Linked DNA regions of Homo sapiens: region 1 is linked to region 2. A link is an interaction called in ENCODE POLR2A ChIA-PET data of the cell type or tissue named here. Cell type or tissue: endothelial cell of umbilical vein. All regions are shown on one strand. Each heading gives the region's core, and the rest is flanking DNA. Links, peaks and the distances in the headings are about the cores only. Region 1 overlaps RETREG3 (reticulophagy regulator family member 3). Region 2 overlaps STAT5A (signal transducer and activator of transcription 5A).

The links. Peaks named below come from ENCODE experiments on the same cell type or tissue, not always from the same donor. Only the 100,000 strongest peaks of a DNase experiment are listed, where the experiment ranks them.
Region 1: POLR2A ChIA-PET joins it to region 2 with 5 read pairs; 4 of 35 experiments call an interaction of 5 or more read pairs at or near these places.

What each region holds. Positions count from the first base shown.
Region 1 is chr17:42,581,814-42,596,018 of GRCh38, reverse strand. It overlaps RETREG3 (reticulophagy regulator family member 3), which reads left to right. Exons shown (of 9, transcript NM_178126.4): 2 at 3,857-3,963; 3 at 8,155-8,185; 4 at 9,128-9,254; 5 at 9,882-9,966; 6 at 10,757-10,894; 7 at 12,439-12,521; 8 at 13,213-13,345; 9 at 13,749-14,205. Among named protein-coding and RNA genes, the nearest start is that of PSMC3IP, 11 kb to the right of the region's middle. In endothelial cell of umbilical vein, for the core only: no CTCF peak of the experiment used is centred there; no DNase peak of the experiment used is centred there.
Region 2 is chr17:42,309,397-42,321,364 of GRCh38, reverse strand. STAT5A (signal transducer and activator of transcription 5A) reads right to left here. Exons shown (of 19, transcript NM_001288718.2): 18 at 11,881-11,968; 19 at 9,422-10,858. The coding sequence ends at 10,696. It overlaps STAT3 (signal transducer and activator of transcription 3), which reads left to right. Exons shown (of 24, transcript NM_139276.3): 22 at 4,141-4,183; 23 at 4,464-4,576; 24 at 5,565-8,041. The coding sequence ends at 5,620. Among named protein-coding and RNA genes, the nearest start is that of STAT5A, 27 kb to the right of the region's middle. RefSeq lists silencers at 8,583-8,742, 8,863-8,962, 9,033-9,172 and an enhancer at 10,425-10,474. In endothelial cell of umbilical vein, for the core only: a CTCF peak has its summit at 8,994 (motif pointing left); a DNase peak (open chromatin) is centred at 8,974; H3K27ac peaks cover 1,945 bases.

The sequences.
Region 1 (14,205 bases), core at 4,083-12,082, 270 kb before region 2:
AGTCAACTCTGGAAATTCACACATGAATTATTCAGTTTGGGGACTGTGATAGCCTGTTACTCCTTCTACCTACTGTAGGCTCACAATCTATTTTTTCTTAATGATTTTTTTTTTTTCTTAGACAGGGCCTTGCCCTGTTTCCCAGCCTGGGGTGCAGTGGCGTGAACACGTTCACTGCTGCCTCAACCTCCTGGACTTAACCAACCAATCCTCCTGCCTCAGCGCGCTGAGGCAGGGAGAATCAATCTCTTGAATCTGGGAGGTGGAGGTTTCAGTGAGCGGAGATCATGCCATTGCACTCCAGCCTGGGCGACCAAGAGAGAGACTCCGTCTCAAAAAAAAAAAAAAAAAAGAAAGAAAGAAATAGGGTTGTCATTGGTGACTGGATTTCTGAGTTCTTGTTCCCGTCCATCCCTCATTCTTTGTATGATTTTAAAATGTTATTTTTAAAAATTATGGCCAGGTGTCATGCCTCACACCTGTAATCCCAGCTACTTGGGAGGCTGAGGCAGGAGAATTGCTTGAACCTGGGAGGCAGAGGTTGCAGTGAACTGAGATCGTGCCACTGCACTCCAGCCTGGGTCACAAGAGCAAGACTCTGAAGAAAAAAAAAAGGGCCAGAGTGCGGTGGCTCATGTCTGTAATCCCAGCACTTTGGGAGGCCAAGGTAGGATCACGAGGTCAGGGAGTTCAAGACCAGCCTAGCCAATATGGTGTCTCAAAAAATTCCGTCTCAAAAAAAAAGTACAAAAGGCCAGGCGCAGTGGCTCATGCCTGTAATCCCAGCACTTTGGGAGGCTGAGGCAGGCAGATCACGAGGTCAAGAGATCGAGACCATCCTGGCCAACATGGTGAAACCCCGTCTCTACTAAAAATACAAAAAAAATTAGCTGGACGTGGTGGTGCATGCATGTAGTCCCAGCTACTCGGGAGGCTGAGGCAGGAGAATCGCTTCAACCAGAAGGTGGAGGTTGCAGTGAGCCAAGATCGCGCCATTGCACTCCAGCCTGGGCAACAAGAGTGAAACTCCGTCTCAAAAAAAAAAAAAAAAAAAAGTAAAAAAAAAAATCTACAAACAAAACGTAAAGTTCCTTAGGCCAGTCCCCCATTTATGTATGTATATTCAAATGTACAGCCGGATAAACGTATGTATGTATGTATTTATTTTGAGACGGAGTTCCACTCTGTCGCCCAGCCTGGAGTGCAGTAGCGCAATCTCAGCTCACTGCAAGCTCCGCCTCGCAGGTTCACGCCATTCTCCTGCCTCAGCCTCCCGAGTAGCTGGGACTACAGGCACCTGCCACCATGCCCGGCTAATTTTTTTATTTTTTGTATTTTTAGTAGAGATAGGGTTTCAACGAGTTAGCCAGGATGGTCTCGATCTCCTGACCTCGTGATCTGCCCGCCTCAGCCTCTCAAAGTGCTGGGATTACAGGCGTGAGCCACCGCGCCCAGCCTTTATTTTGAAATGGAGTCTTGCTTTGTCTCCCAGTCTGGAGTACAGTGGCGCGATCTCAGCTCACTGCAACCTCCACCTCCCAGGTTCAGGCGATTCTCCTGCCTCACCCTCCCGAGTAGCTGGGACTACAGGCACGCCACTGCACCTGGCTAATTTTTGTACTTTTAGTAGAGACAGGGTTTCGCCATGTTGTCCAGGCTGGTTTTGAACTCCTAACCTCAGGTGATCTGCCCACCTTGGCCTCCCAAAGTGTTGGAATTACAGGCGTCAGCCACCATGCCTAGTCTTTTCGGAATACTGTGAAATGCTATTTATATTCTGTTCTAATCTATACATGATTTTCATATTGGCTCCAATATTTGTTTTTTTGAGACCAGAATCTCACTCCGTTACCCAGGCTGGAGGTGCAGTGGTGCGATCTCCGCTCACTGCAACCTCTACCTCCGAGGCTAGCAATTCTTGTGACGCAGTCCCCCAGGTAACTGGGACCGCAAGCGCGCCACCATGCTCAGCTCATTTTTTGTATTTGTTTTTAGAGATGGTGTTTCCCCATGTTGCCGAGGCTTGTCTCGAGCTCCTGAGCTCAAGCAGTCTGCCTGCCTCAGCCTCCCAAAGTGCTGGGATTACAGGCATGAGCCACCACACCTGGCCAGGGCTCTATAGTTCATGTTCACATCACATGTTACTTAGGGGGAAAAAAGGGAAAAAATGACCCAGAGTGTAGCATTTATGCTATCTGTACTAATCTGTGTTTCTGAATTTCCTCATTTAATATTAAACCAAAATAGATCTGAAAAAAATAACTACCTTAACACTTAGCATCTAAAAGAAAAAAATTCCTTAGTATCATTAGATGTGTTCTCAATGTCAGATTTCTCAGATTGTTCAATTTTTTTTTTTTTTTTTTTTTTTGAGACGGAGTCTTGCTCTGTCGCCCAGGCTGGAGTGCAGTGGCGCGATCTTGGCTCACTGCAAGCTCCGCCTCCCAGGTTCACGCCATTCTCGTCTCAGCCTCCCGAGCAGCTGGGACTACAGGCGCCCGCCACCATGCCCAGCTAATTTTTTTGTATTTTTAGTAGAGACAGGGTTTCACCATATTAACCAGGATGGTCTCGATCTCCTGACCTCAAGATCTGCCCGCCTCTGCCTCCCAAAGTGCTGGGATTACAGGCTTGAACCACCACGCCTGGCCTCAAAATTTTTTTATGGTTGATTCCTTCAAATAAGAACTAGCTTTTCCTTTACCTTATTGATGTGATGCCTTACACTTACTGATTTTTTTGTATGTTAAACCGCCCTTGCAGTCTTGGGATAAATCTCATTTGTTCATGGTGTATAATACTTTTAATATGCTGCTGAATTTAACTTGCTAGTATTTTATTGAAGATTTTTACATCTATATTCATAAGGAATATTGGTCTACAGTTTTATTGTGTCTTTGGCTTTGGTATCAGGATAATGCTGGCCTCACAAAATAAATCAAGAAGTGTTTCCTTTTTTTGGTTTTTTGGAAGAGTTTGAGAAGCATTTGTGTTAATTCTGGAGAACTTGCTTTTATTTATTTATTTATTTTGAGACAGAGTCTCACTCTGTTGCCCAGGCTGGAGTGCAGTGGCATGATCTTGGCTCACTGTAACCTCCGCCTCTTGGGTTCTAGCAATTCTCGTGCTTCAGCCTCCCAGGTAGTTGGGATTACAGGCATGCCTCAGCCTCCCAGGTAGCTGGGATTACAGGTGCACACCACCACACCCGGCTAATTTTTGTATTTTTGGTAGATACGGAGTTTCACCATGTTGGCCAGGCTGGCCTCAAACTCCCGACCTCAGGTGATCCACCTGTCTCAGCCTCCCAAAGTGCTGGGATTACAGGCTTGAGCCACTGTGCCTGGCCAGAACTTGCTTTTCAATATAGCTTTTATGCCAACTTTCTGTGTGACCTTAATCAAATATTTTTCAGGCCTCAGTTCCTAGATCTGTAAAAAGATATGTAATTGAATTAAATGCTCTTGAGTGCATCTCTGTCAGTTTGTTGCCCTACACTAGGGTCTAATTTGGTAGAAAGATGTTTGCTTTCATTATAACAACTTGTTATCAAGGATGAATTTCTCCGTGAAATTAATAGAGATATAGACTGGAAAGCAGAAGGAGCTTTAAGAGGTTATTTGATTTAGTCCTCTGCCTTTACAGCAGCAAATTATTTTCTCTGCCCCATAGGTAGAGTAGTTAAGGTCCAGAAGGTTTAAATGATTTACCCTAGGTGTATAACTAGTTAAGTGTCAGAACAAAAAAAGCTAGACCTCAAGTCTGTTTACCACAGAGCCCATCGTACACACGTGGCCTTTTCTGAAATTAGGATAACTAGGTAAATGATCTTTCTTCTGTTTTTCTTCCTCTGTAGGTTTTTTGCCCTGACATCTCTTCGTCTTGTGTTTTTACTTGCATTTGGCTTGATGATCATTGTGTGTATTGATCAATGGAAGAACAAAATCTGGCCTGAAATAAAAGGTGAGTTTGGTAGCATTTAGAACAATCTGAACTGAAGATGGCCTTTCCTATAATTTGTACCTTTAGTATTAGGGGTTTATGAGGAGGTGTATGGAGCTGGGGACTGTCTTTTGAAGTCTGAATCATTTGCTTTAGGAGGCACTTGAAGGGCTTGTGCCCCAATTATGGTTCCTTAGAGCTGGGTTCTGCCCTTCCCATTGTTACTAAGCACAGGAAATCTGTACTCACCACCTGAGTTATTTTTGCCAACATAATGGCCTGAGGAATAAGTAGTCCTCAAATGAAAAATAATAAATTATCGTTATTGGACACTGCATCTTTATTGAGGCAGTACCTCTCAGGAATTCCTTTTACATTGCTCATTTGCAAAACACTAGGCTAGGCAATTGTGACTTATAGAAAGTACCATGATGGCCGGGCGCAGTGGCTAACGCCTATTAGTAACCCCTGCACTTTGGGAGTCCGAGGCGGGTGGATCACCTGAGGTCAGGAGTTCGAGCCCAGCCTGGCCAACATGATGAAACCCCGTCTAATAAAAATACAAAAAATTAGCTGGGCATGGTGATGCATACCTGTAATCTCAGCCACTAAGGAGGCTGAGGCAGGAGAATCACTTGAACCTGGGAGGCGGAGGTTGCAGTGAGCCGAGATCGTGCCACTGCACTCCAGCCTCGGTGACAAGAGCAAAACTCAGTCTCAAAAAAAAAAAAAAAGAAAGTACCATGACATGTGGTGTCTTTTTAAAAAGCTAATACATACATAAACAAATGAAAAATTAAGTGACAATTATAGACCAGCACCACAGATGTCACAGTGCAGTATGTGATTAGTATACTTAGCATGTATTTTTTCCCTAGCCTGAGAGTGGAACAAAGCAAAAGATTTGAACAGATTGAGAAAAAAGTCTGTTTCTAGAGAGTCCAGTGGCTTGATTAGTCTGAGGAACCAGAAGTTGCAAAGCATTTCCTGACATCAGAGAATTGATCATATGGCCAGGATGAAGGTTCATTAAAGGGAGTGCTAGGAAATAAAACTGAAAGTATGTTGGGATTAGGTTTTTTGTTGGTTTCTTTTCTTTTCTTTTCTTTTGAGACGGAGTCTCACTCTGTTGGCCAGGCTGGACTGCAGTGGCATGATCTTGGCTCACTGCAACCTCCGCCTCCCAGGTTCAAGTGATCCTCCTGCTTCAGCCCTGCTAGTAGCTGGGATTACAGGCACGCACCACCATGCCTGGCTAATTTTTGTATTTTTGTTAGAGACGGGGTTTTACCATGTTGGCCAGGCTGGTCTCGAACTTCTGACCTCAGGTGATCCACCCGCCTAGGCCTCCCAAAGTGCTGGGATTACAGGCGTGAGGCACCGCACCTGGCGCATTCTTTTTTTTCAGACAGAGTCTTGGTCTGTCACCCAGGCTGGAGTGCAGTGGCGCAATCATGGCTCACTGTGGCCTCAACCTTCCGGGCTCCAGCAATTCTCCCACCTTAGCCACCTGAGCAGCTGGGACTATAGGCACTTGCCACCATGTCCAGCTAATTTTTGTATTTTTTCTATAGATGGGGTTTCTCCATGTTGGTCAGGCTGGTCTTGAACTCCCAACCTCAGATGATCTGCCCGCCTCAGCCTTCCAAAGTACTGGGATTACAGACGTGAGTCACCGCGCCCAGCCCTATTCTTATTTTTTAACAAACTAGGTCTCACTGTGTTGTCCAGGTTTTGGAGTACAGTGGCATGATCATAGCTCACTGCAACCTCAAATCCCTGGGCTTAAGTGATCCTCCCACCTCAGTCTCCCAATTAGCTGGGACTACAGGTGCATACCACCACACCCAGCTAAGTAAAAAAAATTTTTTTTGAGACAGAATCTCACTTTGTTGCTCAGGCTGGAGTGCAGTGGCGCGATCTTGGCTCGCTGCAACCTCCACCTCCCAGGTTCAGATGATTCTCCTGCCTCAGTCTCCTGAGTAGCTGGGACGACAGGCGTGCACCACTACGCCCAGCTAATTTTTTTGGTATTTTTAGTAGAAATGGGGTTTCGCCATGTTGGCCAGGCTGGTCTTGAACTCCTGACCTCAAGTGATCCGCGTGCCTTGGCCTTCCAAAGTGCTGGGATTACCTGCGTGGGCCACCACGCCCAGCCGATAATAAAGATTAATTTAGTAGCATTTTTAGGACCACATGGAAGGAGGAAAAGTGGAACAGGATGACCTGTTAGGAGACTGTGGCAGTGTCTTTGTGAGAAGTAGTCAGAGAGGCCTCAGTGAATACAAATGATGGATGGCCTGGAGAGCTGTGAATAAGGAAGATCAAGACATAAATAGTTGGGGCCAGGTGCAGTGGATCATGCCTGTGATCTCAGCACTTTGGGAGGCCAAGGCAGGAGAATTGCTTGAGCCAAGGAATTTGAGACCGGCCTGGACAACGTGGCGAAACCTTGTCTCTACAAAAAATAAAAAAATTACCCAGGCATGGTGGTGTGCACCTGTGGTCCCCAGCTACTTGGGAGGCTGAAGTGGGAAGATCCCTTGAGCCCTGGAGGTTGAGGCTGCAGTGAGCCGTGATCGCACCACTGTACTCCAGCCAAGACAACAGGGCGACACCTGTCTCAGAAAATAATAATTGTTATATATGTATAATAAAAGACATAAGTGGATGGGGGTTAAAGCTAAGAGAGTGGCAGAATGGCATTACACTTAGCAGGCAAAGGCAGACAGGAAAGTTGGTTTGAAGGGGTGAGAGAGGAAAACTGATGTAGATTTTAGGCAGGTTAATTTTGAAGTGTTGGCAAGATATTCAAACCAGAGTATACAGGTTTTAAATACATGCCCATCATATTTTATAGAGACTTCAAGGAATCGTGTAGTTCATCTGCCTATCTAATGGCTGGTGAATCTCAAAAGACTTATACATCATTCAGGTAGATAATGGGTCTCCCCATTTTTTTTTTTTTTTGGTTAGAGACAGGGTCTCACTGTGTTTCCCAGGATGGACTTGAACTCCTGGGCTCAAGTGATCCTCCTGCCTCAGCCCCCCAAGGAGGCAGAACTATAAGTGAGCATCACTACACCTAGCTCTGGGTCTCTTTTTAAAGAGAACAGGCAGGCTGGGTGTGGTGGCTCACACCTGTAATTCCAGCACTTTAGGGAGGCTATGGTGGGTGGATCACCTGAAGTCAGGAGTTCAAGACCAGCCTGGCCAACATAGCAAAAACCTGTCTCTACTAAAAACACAAAAATAGCCAGGCGTGGTGGCAGGTGCCTATAATCCCAGCTACTTGGGAGGCTGAGGCAGGAGAATTGCTTGAACACCAGAGGTGGAGGTTGTAGTGAGCCAAGATCGTGCCACTGCATTCCAGCCTGGGTGACAGAGTGAGATTCTGTCTCAAAAAAATAAAGAGAACAGGCAGATTTCGGCTGGGTACGGTAGCTCACGCCTGTGATGCCAGCACTTTGGGAGGTGGAGGAGTTCGAGAGCAGCCTGGCCAACATGGTGAAACCCCATCTCTACTAAAAACACAAAAATTAGCCAGGTATGGTGGCGTGTGCCTGTAATCCCAGTTACTCGGGAGGCTGAGTGAGCTGAGATCACGCCACTGCACTCCAGCCTGGGCTACAGAGCAAGACCCTGTCTCCAAAAAAAAAAAAAATTAGCCGGGCATTGTGGTGGGTGCCTGTAGTCCCAGCTACTCAGGAGGCTGAGGCAGAAGAATGGGAGGCGGAGCTTGCAGTGAGCCAAGATCGTGCCACTGCACTCCAGGCTGGGCAACAGAGCGAGAAGACTCTGTCTCAAAAAAAATAAACACAACAGGTGGATTTCTAGGGTTGGAGTTGTTACAACGTACCTTGTGTAGCCTGGCACAGATTGATGTGTATGGGTATCCCAGACACACTCAAGGGGTGAGATGGACCATTTTTCTTGTACACCTTGGCTTTCAGCTGAGGTCATTAGAAGGGGGCTCAAATAGTCCATTTGGACCTCCCTTCCTTCCCCTCGAAAAATGAGTAGGCATAAGTGATTATTCCCTTGTCTGCAGCTCCCTAACTGGCAGTATAACACAGTGTCTCCTTTTTTATCGGCTATTACTGTTTTCTTTTCCCCAACCTATTAAAACTTGAGCTGTCAGACCAACAGCCTAACATTTTCATGTTTAGTTTTCCCTACCAACTAATGCTGGTGTTTGTTTTAATATTGTAGTGCCAAGACCCGACGCATTAGACAATGAGAGGTATGGAACACTAATTAAATCCCTTTTTGTTGCTCTGATTCATTCTCTTGTAATATTCTGGTTACATGTTGTTAACCCCATGTTCTGGACACACAGTGTAAACTGAGAACCTAGGCTGTTCCAAATGATCATTTTAACACATCCTAAAGTTCAGGCAGCAATATGTTGAGATGGCCTGTGTCCTCTGATCTTTACAAGAGAAGTTTCTGAAAAAGAAGCATTACAGTGCCCCATAACCTGACATGCCAGGGAATCAGCTGCATTATTCAGTCCCAGTGAGAAAACTTAAAGGCAGCTAACTTCATTTGTCTCCTGGCTTTTATACCAGGTCATTTAGTGTTTTCTGTGACCTCTGGCTATTTAAAGTTCCCGGTCAGAAAACACATTGGTTCCTGGCATCAGCAAGTCAAAGCCAAAGATTCCTCTTGTGTCTTACAGCTCCTGCTTTCATTTCTCAGTTCATCCACTCCATTTGTTTGATCCAAAGAATTTTCTCTGCTGTGGTTTATTTTGGTTTTGCTTTATTTATTTTCTTTCTAAGGGGCACATCCACCATTTCCTCCCCCTTAGCAGCAGTGGTGTCAGTCAGACTATGCTCACTTTTATCCCTGGATTGCAATCACAGGGAATTGGAATGGTCTGAGTGCAAGGAAGAAAACGTTTCTAAGCACAAAGGGCCTTGGAGCTGGGGACAGGTTTACACACGTGGATTGGGCTGCTTGCTCATAGGGTGGAGTTGTCAGAACAAGTTTGTCCTCCTTGTACCTAAATTCAGATTTCAACCTGGTGAGCCAAGAAGAAAGTCATGCTTCACCTCCAAAGCACCTGGGCCTAGTCACTCCCCAAACCCCATTTAAAACCGGAAGCACTGGCTGCCTGCACAGCAAGATGGGGGGACCCTCAACACCCTCCTTTCACAGCTCCCCCTTCTCTCTCCCATAGCTGGGGCTTTGTGCACCCTCGGTTGCTCAGCGTGCCCGAGCTCTGCCACCATGTAGCTGAAGTCTGGGTTAGTGGGACCATTTTCATAAGGAATGTTTTGCTTTTCAAAAAGCAAAACCCAGGCAAGGTAAGACTCTTCCCTTTTTCACTTTCATCTCTGGCCTCTCAGTTCAGTTCATGCTAAACTGAAACAGCTCCTTTACTATGTGTCTTCATTCAAGAAAGTAAAGACTATGATGTTCATAGAGACAAAAGGAAGCTATAGGAAAGGCCTTCTGACCAGCCATTAGGACTAACACAGGAGCTTGGTGACTGCTCATTTGGTGTGGTTGCCACTTAGATGAGGCCGTTTTCTTGCTTCAAGATAGGAAAGAAAGCTTTCTTGTGTACATTCTGTGTCATATTAAATATGTGATAGGTTGTTGTGTTTTTTTGGGTTTTGTGTGTGTTTCTGTTGACTTAAAAAACCACCACCAACATTGCTTTCAGAGAGAATTTTTGGCTAAGTCCTATTCAAACCAATTTCTTGGCAGGAAAGGTGCAGCCCTATGGGGTTAGCCATGTAAAAGGAGTTTGAATAGAAGGGGACATGCTCCTTTTCTTCCCAAACAGAATCACCTTTGGATGCAACAGTGGCTGCACGTCCATGCTTGACTTACAGAGTCTTTCTGTCATATCTCTACCCTAACCCTTCACACCCACCCCAGTCCCCTGCCATGTGACAGAAACTTAATACTCTTTCTTGATTCCCCAGTTCTGCTTGCTGAGCTGTGGGATACTGACCTTTTTGGCTGTCTTGGGCCGCTACGTCCCTGGGCTTCTGCTGTCCTACTTGATGCGTAAGTATGACATATACCTCCCCTACAAAGTATACCCTGCTCATAGCTTTCCAACTATGGCTAACTCTAGGTGTGGGGAGAGGACTGTTATATTTCAATTCTCTAGGATATGACCTTTGCATATTTTCATGACCTGTTTAGTGTCATGAAAATATCCTTCTTTAGCAGGCTCTCCACATACAAAGTTCATTTCTTACCAAGTCAGAAATTGATGAGGGTCCACTAACATATATTGTTGGTATTACCAACTATAAAGGACTGCCTGTCCCTGTTTAAGGAGAGAATTTTTAGAGCCAGGGTATTGTCAGCAGAACATAACTCTTAGGGGTTTCTCTGCTAGGTTCTATTTATGCCAGAGTACTTTTTTCCCACTTGGAGCATAGTTTTGTAAATTTAGTTACTTCCTGTTGGCATGTACTCAGCTTGCTTGGGGCTGGAAGAACTAAGTACTTATGCCTGTGGCTTTTGTATATCAAAACCTCGCATGATTTGTTGTGTAATTTCCATTTATGGCTCAGTGACACCCATTGCCAGGTTCTGCCCTTGGCCTGTCAGCAGCATACTGTGCTGTGCACAACCCTGCAGTAGGCTTTGTGGGTGGCTGTAGAAGTCCCTGCCCTCAAAGACTCCTTCATGTGTAGGGGAGACTGGTGAAGATGACTGGCAGACTTGGGCAGATCTGTTCCACACTTTGTGTCCAAGCCCTAAGGACCAATAGCAGCGCTACAGTTGGGAATGTTTTTTGCAGCCCCTTCTCCATTTTGTCACTGTTTCCCATGCCTCCTCACAGTTGTCACTGTCATGATGTGGCCCCTTGCTGTGTACCACCGACTGTGGGATCGAGCATATGTGCGGCTGAAGCCAGCTCTGCAGCGGCTAGACTTCAGTGTCCGTGGCTACATGATGTCCAAGCAGAGAGAGAGACAATGTAAGTGTCATGGTGTCATTCTTTCCACTTACGCAATTTGGGGCGAAAAGGAGAAGCCCATAGGTCTGACATACTGGGTGGGTCCTCAAAAGTGGAAGTCGGGGGTAGTTGGTGGGGGTGAGGATTGATAGGTAAAAATGATATTCTGTTCTAGGGAAACCTGTGCAGGCTTGCCAGTTTTTATCATTTGTAATCCTAGGCTCCCGTTTTAAACCTATCTGATAAAAGCTCTTTCAAGTTGAATAAAAGCTAGACAGTGAAGATAAATTCCTAGTATTTGTGGTTTGTTTTTTTTTTTTTTTTTTTTTTGAGACAGGGTCTCATTCTGTTTCCCAGGCTGGAGTGCAGTGGCATGATCATGGCTCACTGCACCCTTGACCTCCCAGGCTCAAGTGATCCTTCTACTCAGCCCCGCCAAACCCTTCAGTAGCTGGGACTACAGGCATGTGTCACCACATCTATCTGATTTTTAAATTTTTTTGTAGAGATGGGGTCTCATGTTGCCCAGGCTGATCCTGAACTCCTGGGCTCAAGCGATCCTCCTGCCTTGGCGTTCCAAAGTGTTGGGATTACAGGTGTGAGCCACCGTGCTGAGCCCAGAGCAGATCCTTTCAACTCCTAAGCCTGGTCTCTTCACTAGTAAAAGCTGCCTCCCAAAGGTGATTAAAAACTGCTGCCTCAGAGGTTGTAAGTGTACTAGCCTGAGATCCATGCAACACAATGATGGTAGTACAAACTTTTCCCTCCCTTGTGTGGTCTTGTCAGGTTTTGTGTTTTATGGAGGCCTGGCCTTCAAAGAGCCCTGCACTTGGTCACCAAGGCCCAAGTCCCCTTGGGGCAGCCAGTTGAATAATACCAGTCCTCAAAAGTCTGATTTAACAAGGTGTGCATCTCCTTTTGCCCTCTCTTTGATCATGTCCACTTAACACCTTGACATTAGGTCTGCCTTTAGCCATCCAGAGAGTTGTTGACAAAGCCTGGTATTTGATCATCTGACCAGAATAGAAATGTGTGCCAGGCCGGGCGCAGTGGCTCACACTTGTAATCCCAGCACTTTTGGAGGCTGAGGTGGGCGGATCACCTTAGGTCAGGAGTTCGAGACCAGCTTGACCAATATGATGAAACCCCGTCTCTACTAAAAATACAAATATTAGCCAGGTGTGATGGTGAGCACCTGTAATCTCAGCTACTCAGGAGGCTGAGACAGGAGTATTGCTTGAATCCAAGAGGCAGAGGTTGCAGTGAGCCGAGATCGCGCCATTGCACTCCAGCCTGGGCAACAAGAACAAAACTCCATCTCAAAAGAAAAAAGAAATATGTAGGGTCTGGTGGAGAGGATGTTGGAAGCTGAGATATTTTCTCCAGTGTTTTCAACTCACCTTGCATTTAGGCTCAGCAGCTCAGCCTTCTGTTATTATTATGTAGGCTTAGAGCCAGATTCAGAGAGGCTCTTTGTTTTGTGTTCTGATTTTATGTCTTTAAAGTCCAAAGGGGATTTTACGCTGGGAGAAGGTATCAAGCAAGACTTTGTGCTCTTCCCACAGTACGCCGCAGAGCTCTCCACCCAGAACGAGCCATGGACAACCACAGTGACAGCGAAGAGGAGCTTGCTGCCTTCTGTCCTCAGGTATCTTGAGTGTGGGAGCTGCTTCACTGTCCAGTTTTCTTTAGCTACCTTTTAACCATCCGACAGCTCACATTTAGGCCATAACCAGGTTTGAGGCCTTAGACTCCCCTTGTTCCCAAGACAAGGAGAGAAGTGAGACTTTGTTCCTAGATCTCAATTTTTTTCTTTATCATATCATTCCTGTAATCAACCTAGGTCTCAATTAGAGCCTGATGCCCAGCACCGCTCTTCCGTATCTCTTTTTACCCTACCATTATGGAAGAACTTCTGGAGCTAGTATGATCATCTTTTAAACAGCCCAGTTCACCCTTGGGTCTGTGCAGTATGTGTATCCTCCTACCACTTTGAAAAATTATCTCTGGATCAATTATTTGCCTTAAAGTAAGTGGGTAATTGACTCCCCCAAGACTGCTTTTCTTCCTGTGCTTAAGAGGTTATGAATGAGTGTTTTCTTTGGGAGAGCAGCCTAAAAGGGGTCAAGATTTTTTTTGTTGTTGTTACTTTCACATGTATTGATTAAAAAAAAAATAAAGGGGAGAGGGAGTTTTCAACGGGAAGTTACCATCTATCCCTGGTTACATTGATTTGATGGCCTTCGGATAACTAATGCTAGCTGATTAGTAAAGCTGTACCTGGTGACTACACCTGGTTCCTGATGGCATTATCTCACATTTGTTGGTCTTTTCCTAAGCTGGACGATTCTACTGTTGCCAGGGAATTGGCCATCACAGACTCTGAGCACTCAGACGCTGAAGTCTCCTGTACAGACAATGGCACATTCAATCTTTCAAGGGGCCAAACACCTCTAACGGAAGGCTCTGAAGGTGAGGGGAGCCTTTGACCTCAGTTGATAATGGCTCTGACTGTTGCCTCTTAGCTTCCCTGAACAGAGGGGATACTGGTGCTTGCCCCTCTCCTGTTTTCTGAGCTATGGATCAGGCGGCAGAGCAGCCTGAGTGCTGTGGCTACAGCCAGGATGGCACTGCTGCCCTTCTTGAAGACTTTAGTCCCTTAGTAGCCTCAGGCACTAGCCTCACAGGGGACATAGAAGAGAGGGGGAATTGTGTAGAGATCACAGCCACCTATAAGTGGAGGGGAAAGGTATACCAGTCCCATGGGTTTATTTCGCCCTGAGAAAGCCAGGGTGGGAAAAATCTGGTCATGTGGGGCTGGGGCACAGGAGGGCCAGGTAGGTGCCATGACTCAGACACTTCTGTATTCCACCAGACCTAGATGGTCACAGTGATCCAGAGGAATCCTTTGCCAGAGACCTTCCAGACTTCCCTTCCATTAATATGGATCCTGCTGGCCTGGATGATGAGGACGACACTAGCATTGGCATGCCCAGCTTGATGTACCGTTCTCCGCCAGGGGCTGAGGAGCCCCAGGCCCCACCTGCCAGCCGGGACGAGGCTGCGCTGCCGGAGCTCCTGCTTGGTGCTCTTCCTGTAGGATCCAACCTCACCAGCAACCTTGCCAGCCTGGTCTCCCAGGGTATGATTCAGCTGGCCTTGTCAGGGGCCTCCCAACCAGGCCCTTCTGGAGCACCTGCCCAGAGAGCAACGAGAGGCTTCCTCCGGTCCCCCAGTTCAGACCTGGACACTGATGCTGAGGGGGATGACTTTGAACTTCTGGACCAGTCGGAGCTGAGTCAGCTGGACCCTGCCAGTTCTAGGAGCCACTG
Region 2 (11,968 bases), core at 2,421-10,420:
TCACTTGAGCCTGGGAGTTTGAGAACAGCCTAGACAACATAGTGAGACCCTATCTATACAAAAATAATTTTTTTTAAATTAGCCACGTGTGGTGGTTTGTGCCTGTAGTCCTAGCTACTCGGGAGGCTGAGGTGGGAGGATTGCTTAAGCCCAGGAGGTTGAGGCTGCAGTGAGCCATGATCGCACCACTGCACTCCAGCCTGGGTGACAGAGCAAGACCTTGACTCACCAAAAAAAAAAAAAAAAAAAAGAGAGAGAAATTAAAAATACTGTAATCTCAGCTGGGCATGGGGGTTCACACCTGCAGTCCTAGCACTTTGGGAGGCTGAAGCAGGAGGATCACTTGAGGCCAGGAACTCAAGACCAGCCTGGCAACATAGCAAGACCCCACTACACACACACACACACACACACACAAAGAAGAGAAAGAAAAAAACGAAACAAAACTGTAATCTCTGCAGCTGTCCTCAGTGTGGAGGGGGTAGCCCTGTCTGTTCCCCTTCAGCACTTGCTGTTTTGACTCTCTGGGTTCTTTGTGCAGGTCTTGATGGGGAGTCTCTGGTTTGCCATTCTTTGTTTGATTTAACTTTCTGTAATCATAAAGCCAATGATGGGCTTTTTTTTTTTTTTTTTTTTTAGACTAAGTCTTGCTCTATCACCCAAGCTGGAGTGCAGTGGCACCATCTCGGCTCACTGCAACCTCCACCTCCCGGTTCAAGCAATTCTCCTGCCTCAGCCTCCCGAGTAGCTGGGATTATGGGCTTGTGCCACCATGCCCAGCTGATTTTTGTATTTTTTGTAGAGAAAGGGTTTCGCCATGTTGGCCAGGCTGGCCTCGAACTCCTGACCTCAGGTGATCTGCCCACTTCAGCCTCCCAAAGTGCTGGGATTACAGGCGTGAGCCACTGTGCCTGGCCTAATGATGGGCTCTTTAATGTGATCCTTTAGGGTTGGCGCCTTGCCCTAGTTGCTGTTGAAAAAACTATTTTTGTCCAAATAGCACACACACAGAAACCTACCAACTTCCCTCCCACTTTTTCCTAGGAATTCCTTCTGAGGGATTTCTTGAGATGGGGCAGAATGGGGCTTGGAAGAGGGAGTTGGAGCTAATTGACCGTTGCCTTTCTCCTTTGTTGGGGTCCTGAGTCTTGTTCCTGCTGTAAGAGTTACTCACTTCCTGTCTGCCACCTATCTCCCTTTGCATGTGTGCTTCAGTTGGGAGATCTGTTTATCAGCCCCTGCCACACGGCTCTTTGTTCCTTCTGCAGAGGACGTTGGGGTCCCACGGCTGGTCCTTTTGACTCATTTTGCTTTCAAGGTCCCACCTCCCAGTCTGAGGCTGCATCCTCCATTACCATCGCCCTTCCTGTGGGCTGGGAGGCCAGGTCCTTTCCTGCCCAGCGATGTCAGCGTTTCCTCAGGGGCCAGGCACTCATCAGGAGAAAGGAACTAATTACTTGAGTAATTTGCCTTGCCTTGCTGAGAGGAGTGTGCCCTGAGGGACTCCATGTGAGTGTGGTGACGGGTGTGGGGGTGTCCCTGTGTTATTTTAAAATGGGTGCCTTCAGGACGATGAGCATGTGACCATTTCCTCTCTATTTCCATCACAAGAGTATTATGGTATGAGGGTCTCAGGTTAGATTATCCTCCCAAGACTCTTCTCTCTTCCTTCTCTACTGGAAGCCCACATAGCATTTCCTTATGGCTTGAGGGAGAGGTTCGGAGCCACTTACAAATTAGATAAAGTACATTTACAATCTTGTACAAAGCCACACAATGAAGTCATTTTTCTCAGCTTTTTTTTTTTTTTTTTTTTTTTTTTTGAGCCTGAGTCTCGCTCTATCGTCCAGACTGGAGTGCAGTGGCGCGATCTTGCTTCACTGAAACCTCTGCCTCCCAGGTTCAAGAGATTCTCATACCTCAGCCTCCTGAGTAGCTGGGATTACAGACATGCACCACTATGCCTGGCTAATTTTTGGATTTTTAGTAGAGACCGGGTTTCACCCTGTTGGCCAGGCTGGTCTCGAACCCCTGACCTCAAGTGATCTTCCCGCCTGGGCCTCCCAAAGTGCTGGGATTATAGGTGTGAGCCACAGTGCCCAGCCTTGTTTTTGTTTTTGTTTTGTTTTGACAGTCTGTCACTCTGTCACCCAGGCTGGAGTGCAGTGGTGCGATCTCACCTCACTTCAGCCTCTGCCTCCCAGGTTCAAGTGATTCTCCTGTCTCAGCCTCCTGAGTAGCTGGGATTACAGGCGTGCCACCACGCCCAGCTATTTTTGTAATTTCATTAAAGACAGGGTTTCCCCATGTTGGTGAGGCTGGTCTTGAACTCCTGGCCTCAAGTGATCCACCTGCTTCAGCCTCCCAAAGTGCAGGGATTACAGGCATGAGCCACTGTGCCTGGCCTCAGCTATCTTGAATGCTGGAGAATTAAATCCTTTTCTGTCTAGGGTGTCAGCTCCCTAAGGGCTGGGCCAAAACAGTTGGATTTATAAGACACTAGAGTCTTGCCTCAGTAGCTCCTTTGAATTCTGCACTGAATTGATCAGTTTCTTGGCCCAAAGTAAACTCAGATGGCAGCCCAAGAGCCACTCTGCAGTGCCTTCTTTCACATGGTCATCATGCTCTCTGATCCCTCAGGTTCTGTCTAAGCCTCATGTTTTATGACCGTGCTGTTCTCAGCCCACCTCACCCTGCCCCATGCCTTCTCAATGGTTTGTTCACCTGAATTCCCCAGATTTCATGCCAGTATCCCCAAGGTTCCTTGACCTCTTGGTGTAAGCATTCAGCATCTAAAATTCATTTTATTCCCGTCAACGCATTTCTAACTGTAGAACAAGAATTATAAATGACAAAGCTCATAGAAAATTGGCACCTTGTCTTCCCCCTCCCTCTTATTTTATACATAAAAGAGAATATGGGCTGGGCATTGTGGCCAAGGCTGGGCATGATAGCTCATACTTGTAATCCAGCACTTTGGGAGGGTGAGGCAGATGGATCACCTGAGGTCAGGAGTTCAAGACCAGCCTGGCCAACATGGTGAAACCTCATCTCTACTAAAATTACAAAAAAAAAATTAGCTAGGCATGGTGGCAGATGCCTGTAATCCAGCTACTCAGGAGGCTGATGAAGGAGAATCACTTGAACCCTGGAGGCAGAGGTTGTAGAGAGCCAAGATGGCGCTACTGCACTCCAACCTGGGCGAAAGAGAGCAAGACTCCGTCTCAAAAAAAAAAAAGACAAAAATTAGCCAGGCATGGTGGTGCCACCTGTAGTCCCAGCTGCTTGGGAGCCTAAGGCAGGAGAATCGTTTTGACCTGGGAGTAGGAGGTTGCGGTAACCGAGATTGTGCCACTGCACTTGAGCCTGGGCAACAGAGTGAGACTCTGTCTCAAAACAATAAGAACAACAGCAACAAAAGAGAGAGACCATGCCTTGCTCCAGGTCTCTTAGCTATTGAAGATGTACCTGGACCCAGGTCTCCGGTCTTCTAGTTGAAGCAATTGTACTGCCTTACAAAGTCACATTCTCTTTGGTGCTTTTTGATTGACGTATTTATCCAACTAGAAAGTTACTCATGCCCTCATCCAAAAATGTGGTAGAGGCCAGATTAGTGCTGGTAGGAATAAGAGATATAACCTTTGGCTTTGGAACCACAAGCATTAGCAGTCTCCATGTTCTTTAAAGACTTGGTGATATTGGTATTTAGGCTGGACACCATGCAAAGACTACACAGGCTCGGTTCCTGCATGCAGAGAAGTTATCTAAGAGATATGACCAGGCCGGAATAGAATGCTCAGACCACGTGGAGGCTGTTAAACTTTTACATAATCTAGGGAAAGAAGGGACACAAGGTGGCATTAGTCTAGGGTCAGGTGGGAAAAGGTTATGCTGAAAAGTCTCTGCAGCTCAGGACAGCTTTGTGCAAAGAACTGAAGTTCACAGCTGCTAGTGCCTGGGAGATCAAATAGTATAAATGAGGGCAGACAACCCTGAGGGGCAGATGGAGCTTTCCAGACAATCTTGGCATGAGGATGAGTGAGTTTCAAATCAGTCCTGCCGAGGCAGATGGCTTCCTCCAGCTCTGCTTACTGAATGCGAAGTCACAGTCAGTAAGAAAACTGGTTTTCTTCTTCCCAGGCGCTGCCCCATACCTGAAGACCAAGTTTATCTGTGTGACACCGTAAGTGGCTTCCTTTCCCCGTTTTGCCTTCATTTCTAATATCCTCAGTTATCCCTGGGAATGGGACACTGGGTGAGAGTTAATCTGCCAAAGGTTGGAAGCCCCTGGGCTATGTTTAGTACTCAAAGTGACCTTGTGTGTTTAAAAAGCTTGAGCTTTTATTTTTCTGTTGGAGACCAGAGTTTGATGGCTTGTGTGTGTGTGTTTTGTTCTTTTTTTTTTTTCCATTGTGTCTTGTCAACCCCCCGTTTCCCCTCCTGCTGCCCCCCATTTCCTACAGAACGACCTGCAGCAATACCATTGACCTGCCGATGTCCCCCCGCACTTTAGATTCATTGATGCAGTTTGGAAATAATGGTGAAGGTGCTGAACCCTCAGCAGGAGGGCAGTTTGGTGAGTATTTGGTTGACAGACTTTGTCCCTATAAGGGAAGTTGGTCCCCTTTGTGTGATGCTCTCACATGTACACACCGAGAGCTGGTCACTCGGAATGGTAGGAGATTCTAGAGCTTTGCTTTCCAAAAGAGATGGTATGAATGCCACATGTGTGAGTATAAATCTTCTAGCAGCCACACTGGAAATAGACGAACTTAATTTTTACAATATATTTTATTTAACCCACTAAATCCAACATACTCTCAATTTAACATTTCAGAAAAAGTTGAGGCTGGGTGAGTGGCTCATGCCTGTAATCCCAGCACTTTGGGAGGCCGAGGTGGGTGGATCACTTGAGGTCAGGAGTTCGAGACCAGTCTGACCAAAATCTCTAAAATATAAAAATTAGCTGGGCATGGTGGCGCATACCTGTAATCCCAGCTACTCAAGAAGCTGAGGTGGGAGGATCGCTTGAGCCTGGGAGGTGGAGGTTGCAGTGAGCAGAGATCGTGCCACTGCACTCCAGCCTGGGCGACAGAGTGAGACTCCATCTCAAATAAACAAAACTAAACTAAAAAGAAAAAGTTGAGACCTTTTTTTATTCTTTTTTTTCATACTAAGCCTTTAAAATCCAGTGGGCTTTTGACAGCCACAGCACAGCTCAGTTTGGACAAACCAAATCTCAAATGCTTGGTGGCCACGTGTGTCTCGGGGCTCCTGAATTAAACAGTAGATCAAGGGCAGAAGATCTCAGGACAGCCTTAGAGCTTCTGTAAACATGGAGCTCTGGGAATCAGTTAAGGTGGGAATGAGAAAGGACCCTTCCCGAGGCAGGGTCCTCCAGGGAGGAGGGTAAATCTGGCTTTTCTGACCATCCCTGGGCCTTAAGGGGCAGGAGATTGGATAGCAGTGGTAGCCTGGGCCCTGTCCTCTGAAGGGCTGGGGGCGTGGCCTGCCAGTTGCAGAGGGTGGACAACTGAACTAGTTTTCCCTGTCTGTCCCTCCAGAGTCCCTCACCTTTGACATGGAGTTGACCTCGGAGTGCGCTACCTCCCCCATGTGAGGAGCTGAGAACGGAAGCTGCAGAAAGATACGACTGAGGCGCCTACCTGCATTCTGCCACCCCTCACACAGCCAAACCCCAGATCATCTGAAACTACTAACTTTGTGGTTCCAGATTTTTTTTAATCTCCTACTTCTGCTATCTTTGAGCAATCTGGGCACTTTTAAAAATAGAGAAATGAGTGAATGTGGGTGATCTGCTTTTATCTAAATGCAAATAAGGATGTGTTCTCTGAGACCCATGATCAGGGGATGTGGCGGGGGGTGGCTAGAGGGAGAAAAAGGAAATGTCTTGTGTTGTTTTGTTCCCCTGCCCTCCTTTCTCAGCAGCTTTTTGTTATTGTTGTTGTTGTTCTTAGACAAGTGCCTCCTGGTGCCTGCGGCATCCTTCTGCCTGTTTCTGTAAGCAAATGCCACAGGCCACCTATAGCTACATACTCCTGGCATTGCACTTTTTAACCTTGCTGACATCCAAATAGAAGATAGGACTATCTAAGCCCTAGGTTTCTTTTTAAATTAAGAAATAATAACAATTAAAGGGCAAAAAACACTGTATCAGCATAGCCTTTCTGTATTTAAGAAACTTAAGCAGCCGGGCATGGTGGCTCACGCCTGTAATCCCAGCACTTTGGGAGGCCGAGGCGGATCATAAGGTCAGGAGATCAAGACCATCCTGGCTAACACGGTGAAACCCCGTCTCTACTAAAAGTACAAAAAATTAGCTGGGTGTGGTGGTGGGCGCCTGTAGTCCCAGCTACTCGGGAGGCTGAGGCAGGAGAATCGCTTGAACCTGAGAGGCGGAGGTTGCAGTGAGCCAAAATTGCACCACTGCACACTGCACTCCATCCTGGGCGACAGTCTGAGACTCTGTCTCAAAAAAAAAAAAAAAAAAAAGAAACTTCAGTTAACAGCCTCCTTGGTGCTTTAAGCATTCAGCTTCCTTCAGGCTGGTAATTTATATAATCCCTGAAACGGGCTTCAGGTCAAACCCTTAAGACATCTGAAGCTGCAACCTGGCCTTTGGTGTTGAAATAGGAAGGTTTAAGGAGAATCTAAGCATTTTAGACTTTTTTTTATAAATAGACTTATTTTCCTTTGTAATGTATTGGCCTTTTAGTGAGTAAGGCTGGGCAGAGGGTGCTTACAACCTTGACTCCCTTTCTCCCTGGACTTGATCTGCTGTTTCAGAGGCTAGGTTGTTTCTGTGGGTGCCTTATCAGGGCTGGGATACTTCTGATTCTGGCTTCCTTCCTGCCCCACCCTCCCGACCCCAGTCCCCCTGATCCTGCTAGAGGCATGTCTCCTTGCGTGTCTAAAGGTCCCTCATCCTGTTTGTTTTAGGAATCCTGGTCTCAGGACCTCATGGAAGAAGAGGGGGAGAGAGTTACAGGTTGGACATGATGCACACTATGGGGCCCCAGCGACGTGTCTGGTTGAGCTCAGGGAATATGGTTCTTAGCCAGTTTCTTGGTGATATCCAGTGGCACTTGTAATGGCGTCTTCATTCAGTTCATGCAGGGCAAAGGCTTACTGATAAACTTGAGTCTGCCCTCGTATGAGGGTGTATACCTGGCCTCCCTCTGAGGCTGGTGACTCCTCCCTGCTGGGGCCCCACAGGTGAGGCAGAACAGCTAGAGGGCCTCCCCGCCTGCCCGCCTTGGCTGGCTAGCTCGCCTCTCCTGTGCGTATGGGAACACCTAGCACGTGCTGGATGGGCTGCCTCTGACTCAGAGGCATGGCCGGATTTGGCAACTCAAAACCACCTTGCCTCAGCTGATCAGAGTTTCTGTGGAATTCTGTTTGTTAAATCAAATTAGCTGGTCTCTGAATTAAGGGGGAGACGACCTTCTCTAAGATGAACAGGGTTCGCCCCAGTCCTCCTGCCTGGAGACAGTTGATGTGTCATGCAGAGCTCTTACTTCTCCAGCAACACTCTTCAGTACATAATAAGCTTAACTGATAAACAGAATATTTAGAAAGGTGAGACTTGGGCTTACCATTGGGTTTAAATCATAGGGACCTAGGGCGAGGGTTCAGGGCTTCTCTGGAGCAGATATTGTCAAGTTCATGGCCTTAGGTAGCATGTATCTGGTCTTAACTCTGATTGTAGCAAAAGTTCTGAGAGGAGCTGAGCCCTGTTGTGGCCCATTAAAGAACAGGGTCCTCAGGCCCTGCCCGCTTCCTGTCCACTGCCCCCTCCCCATCCCCAGCCCAGCCGAGGGAATCCCGTGGGTTGCTTACCTACCTATAAGGTGGTTTATAAGCTGCTGTCCTGGCCACTGCATTCAAATTCCAATGTGTACTTCATAGTGTAAAAATTTATATTATTGTGAGGTTTTTTGTCTTTTTTTTTTTTTTTTTTTTTTGGTATATTGCTGTATCTACTTTAACTTCCAGAAATAAACGTTATATAGGAACCGTCTGATAGCATGGCAGCTCTGTTTGGCTGGTGGAGGCTTCCTTTTCCCCTGCATAAGTTCTGAGGGGGCCTCACACACAGGTGGGGCCTGGGATAAGGGCCGGAAAGGGTCTTGAGAGGAGGTGGTTGCCTTAATCCCCCCCGCCAACCCCCTTATGTTAGCCACCAGCCCGGAGGTAAGGGGTGCCTGGAGGAGCAGGAGGTCAATAGTCCAACGGCAGAAAGGTGTCAGAGTGGAGGCCTCCCTCCCCGGCCCCCTCCTACCCCCCAGAGCGGCCTCGTCCTGTCTGGGGTCAGATAAGCCACCTAAGCGGGGTGGGGGGTAGATACTCCCACCGCACCAAGGCCTCCCCTTCCACAGTTGGCTCCTTTATCACTTTCCCTTCAGTTCACCCAGCGGGGACAACACGCAGACACCCGGTGGTGGCTGCAGGGCCCCCGGCAGCCAGCGGTGATAATGCAGGGAAAGGCGCCCCAACCTCAGCTACGCGGGCGCCCACAGGGCTTCTCCCCACCCCTACACGTGCCCCAGCGCCCTGGAGACCGCGCCTGGGAGCTACGAGCGAGCACCTTCCCTCGCAGAGATGGATCAGATTAGCCCCCTGGGGCGGTGGCACCTGCCCGTCCCCTCCCCTCCTCTCTTCTCCCACCCCCGCCTTCCCCCTGCTCTGGGCCCCCTGCACCTCCCTCTTGGGGCCCACGCGCCGCCCCTCTCCCTCGCTTGAGCTCTGAGCTCAGAAGGAACCTGCCCGCAAACCTGGCTCCCAGCCCCGCCCAGGGAGCGCGCGTCCCTGAGCCCAAGGGCCCCAGCGACAGCAGGGACTGGCTGCAGCCGGCAGTGCGGGGGTCCAGCCGGGGCGAGCCGGTCCCGCTTGCTGCACCTCCGCCTCGCACAGTCGCCGGCAGCCAGCTGAAAACAGCGCAGCCGCGTGGTGCCACCTGCTGGTCTCTGGGAAGGAGGAGGATGGGACGGTTGTTGCGGCTCTGGGACTGCCCCTGGCCCCGAGGGTTGAGAAGCATCTTGGCGCCGGGCCCTCAGCCGCCAGCTTCGAGGCTGCTGGGAGCAGCAGCTGCTAAGGAGAAGCCTGGGTCAGAGTTCTGCCCACCCGCGCCCATCTCCATCATTTCCCCAAACCTCGAGTCCCCTGCTTTTTAAGGAATCTGTGCCCCCTAAACTGGCTCCTTACCCTTCTGAGAAGCATTGACAGTATTCCAGGGGTGGCCAGCACCCTGAAAACCACAGCAAAGCGGGCAGAGTTAAAATTTAAGACTAAAAATGACAGCATCAGGCATGCACGCGGGAAGGAACAGAACAACCAGCTCCAGGGGTTCCCATCACCCAGGGAGGCCACCAACGCCCCAACCAGGAGCCATAGCAGCAAATTTATGAAAAAAATATTTTATTCCAAAACACTGTTTACACAAATGTGTGGTCTTTGTACAAAGTACAAAAAAACCCCTCTTCTCATCCCCACCTCCCTTCAGAGAAGTTTAAACCTTGGGCTCTCAATCTTCCATGGTCAGCTGCCCCTGACTGCGAGTCCTACAGCCTCAGAGGGAGGAGCGTGTGGGGTTGGGAGCAAGGCCTCACCAGAACACAGCCAGTTACGCAACAGCGCAAGGCCTGCTCCAGGCCCCACCTCCAGCGGAGTCAAACCAGATCAGCTTTTACCCCTCACTCCAGATTCCACAGGCACGCAGCACATGGCTGATTTGCAGCTTGTCTTTCACTGCAGTTTTTTGTTTTTGTTTTTTCCAGGAGGCAAGAGGACCAACCCTCCAAGTCCCGGGGCCCCTGTCCACCCACCATATCCTAGACCCAATCTTTTCTACCTCTTTGTCGACAAGGTTACAAACAGAGAGGCAAGCAAAGAAGGCTGGGGCCCAACGGAGGGGAGAGAATATATATCCCGGGAAACGTGGGCAACAGCATCATAGACTTGAATGAAGCCCAAGGCCAAGCAGCCAAGCAAGGACTAATTCAGAGCAGCTCAGAAACCCTCACTCAAACCGGCGGCCCCCCTGTGCTAAGGACATGGCCGGGCCCAGACGCGCTCTCATAGGGTTCACAGAGAGTCTGGAGTCCACGTTCACTAAAGTATAAAATACTACTCGAAAATGAACCCCAGCCTCCCTTCTGAGAGATGAATCGGTTACATCAACACATGAGGACAGATGCATTTACATAGACCCACACACTCTCTCTTTCTCTCTCTCTGTCTCTCTGTCTCTCTCTCTTAGGAGGGCAAAGCTTCTCACTCCGGAGTGAAACTTCAGCTTACAGACGTTACCTGTCTCCCCTCCCCTTCTGAATCATCTCATTCAAATAGCTGCTGAGCAGATGAGGGGCCCAGGAGGAATAGGTCTGGCTGCATTGAGTGCCTGCAGTGACAGAGGCTCGGTCTCTACCATGACAGAGACAGACTCGGCGCACTCTTGGATGCCATGATCTGAAAAGAGGCCACCGCTGCTGCAGCCACATCCCAGGACTGCACAGGGGAGGCAGGCGTAGCTCATGCACAAGGACACACACACACACACACACACAAGCACATGCATGCCTGCAAAGGTGTCAGTGTACACAGCCTTACTAAACTCACAACACGACCGCTTCACATTGCATATTGTTTCCAAAGAGAAGCGTGGGATTCAAACATTCATGAGAGGGAGCCTCTGGCAGAGGTGAAAAGACCGGCAGGGGGCGAGAGGCGGGAGTCAAGACTGTCCATTGGTCGGCGTAAGAGTTCCTCCACGTGCCTGGCCACATCCATGGTCTCATCCAGGTCGAATTCTCCATCCTGATCGAGTACATGGTCAGGGCTGGTAAAGACAGGGGGATGTCAGAGGGAGCTGGCATGTCTCACAGCCTCAAGCTCCCTGGGGACAGCCTCCAGCCTGCTCTCCACTCAAACCCGTCTCATGAGAACAGGACCAGTTCTGGCTGGATGCCCCCACCCCACCCCAAGCTGGGTAGCAGTCAGCCCACTGGCTTCTGCAGACCCCCACTCTATTCGCATCTCTTGCTAACTCACTGAATAATCTTAGGGAATTCATTTCCCCTCTCCGTGTCCTCATCTTAAAACCAGGTGGCTGACACAGTGGGCTCTGCCCACCTGCAATGATGCTCAGCTGCAATGGTAGGCACCGCCCCGTTCACTGAGCACTTAGAACAGCTGAATCTTTTCACTGAGCACCTAGAACAGCTGAGCCTATTGAGCACATGACTCCAATTTTTACAGCCAACTGGAGAGTGGGTATTGACCCCGTTTTATAGACGAGAAAACCAAGGCCATATCAGGAAGCTTGCTCTGGGCCACCTGGCTGGGAGGTGGTGGAGTCCGGATTGGAACCTGGGATCTTCAGTGGTCCCACTGGAAGGTGGTACCTCCCAGACATCCAGCCCTGGCTATCCACAGTGAGGAAGGGAATTAATTATCTACCTTGTTCCCACCAGACTCAAGAACAACCACCCCATTCATAGCTACCCTGTATCAAGCCCTTCCAAGCCCCTCCCTGTGGAAATGCTTCACCCACACTGTCTCAGTTTAATGCTCATCCCATTCTCATGAGGCAAGCATTCTTGCCTCCGTTTTACACATAAGGAAACTTGAGCATCAGAGAGGCTCAATCATTTTCCCAAGATCACACAGTTAGTACTAGAGTGAGGACTTGACCCTGCTATGTCTAGCTTCAAAATGCTCTGTTTTCCTGGCTGATCTCACTCCTCCTGGACTTGGGCCTAACCAGAGCTCTGGATCCTTTGCCCGCCAGCCCTCCAGGAGTCCAGCCTGGGGCCAAGTCCCCAGTTCTTCCCCTGCGGACCCCATGAGAACACCACCTACTTCTGTGGGTACATGTTATAGGGAGCCTGGGGGCACACAGCTGGGGAGGGGGCCTGGTCCATGTACGTGGCGCTGCTGCCCCCAGCAT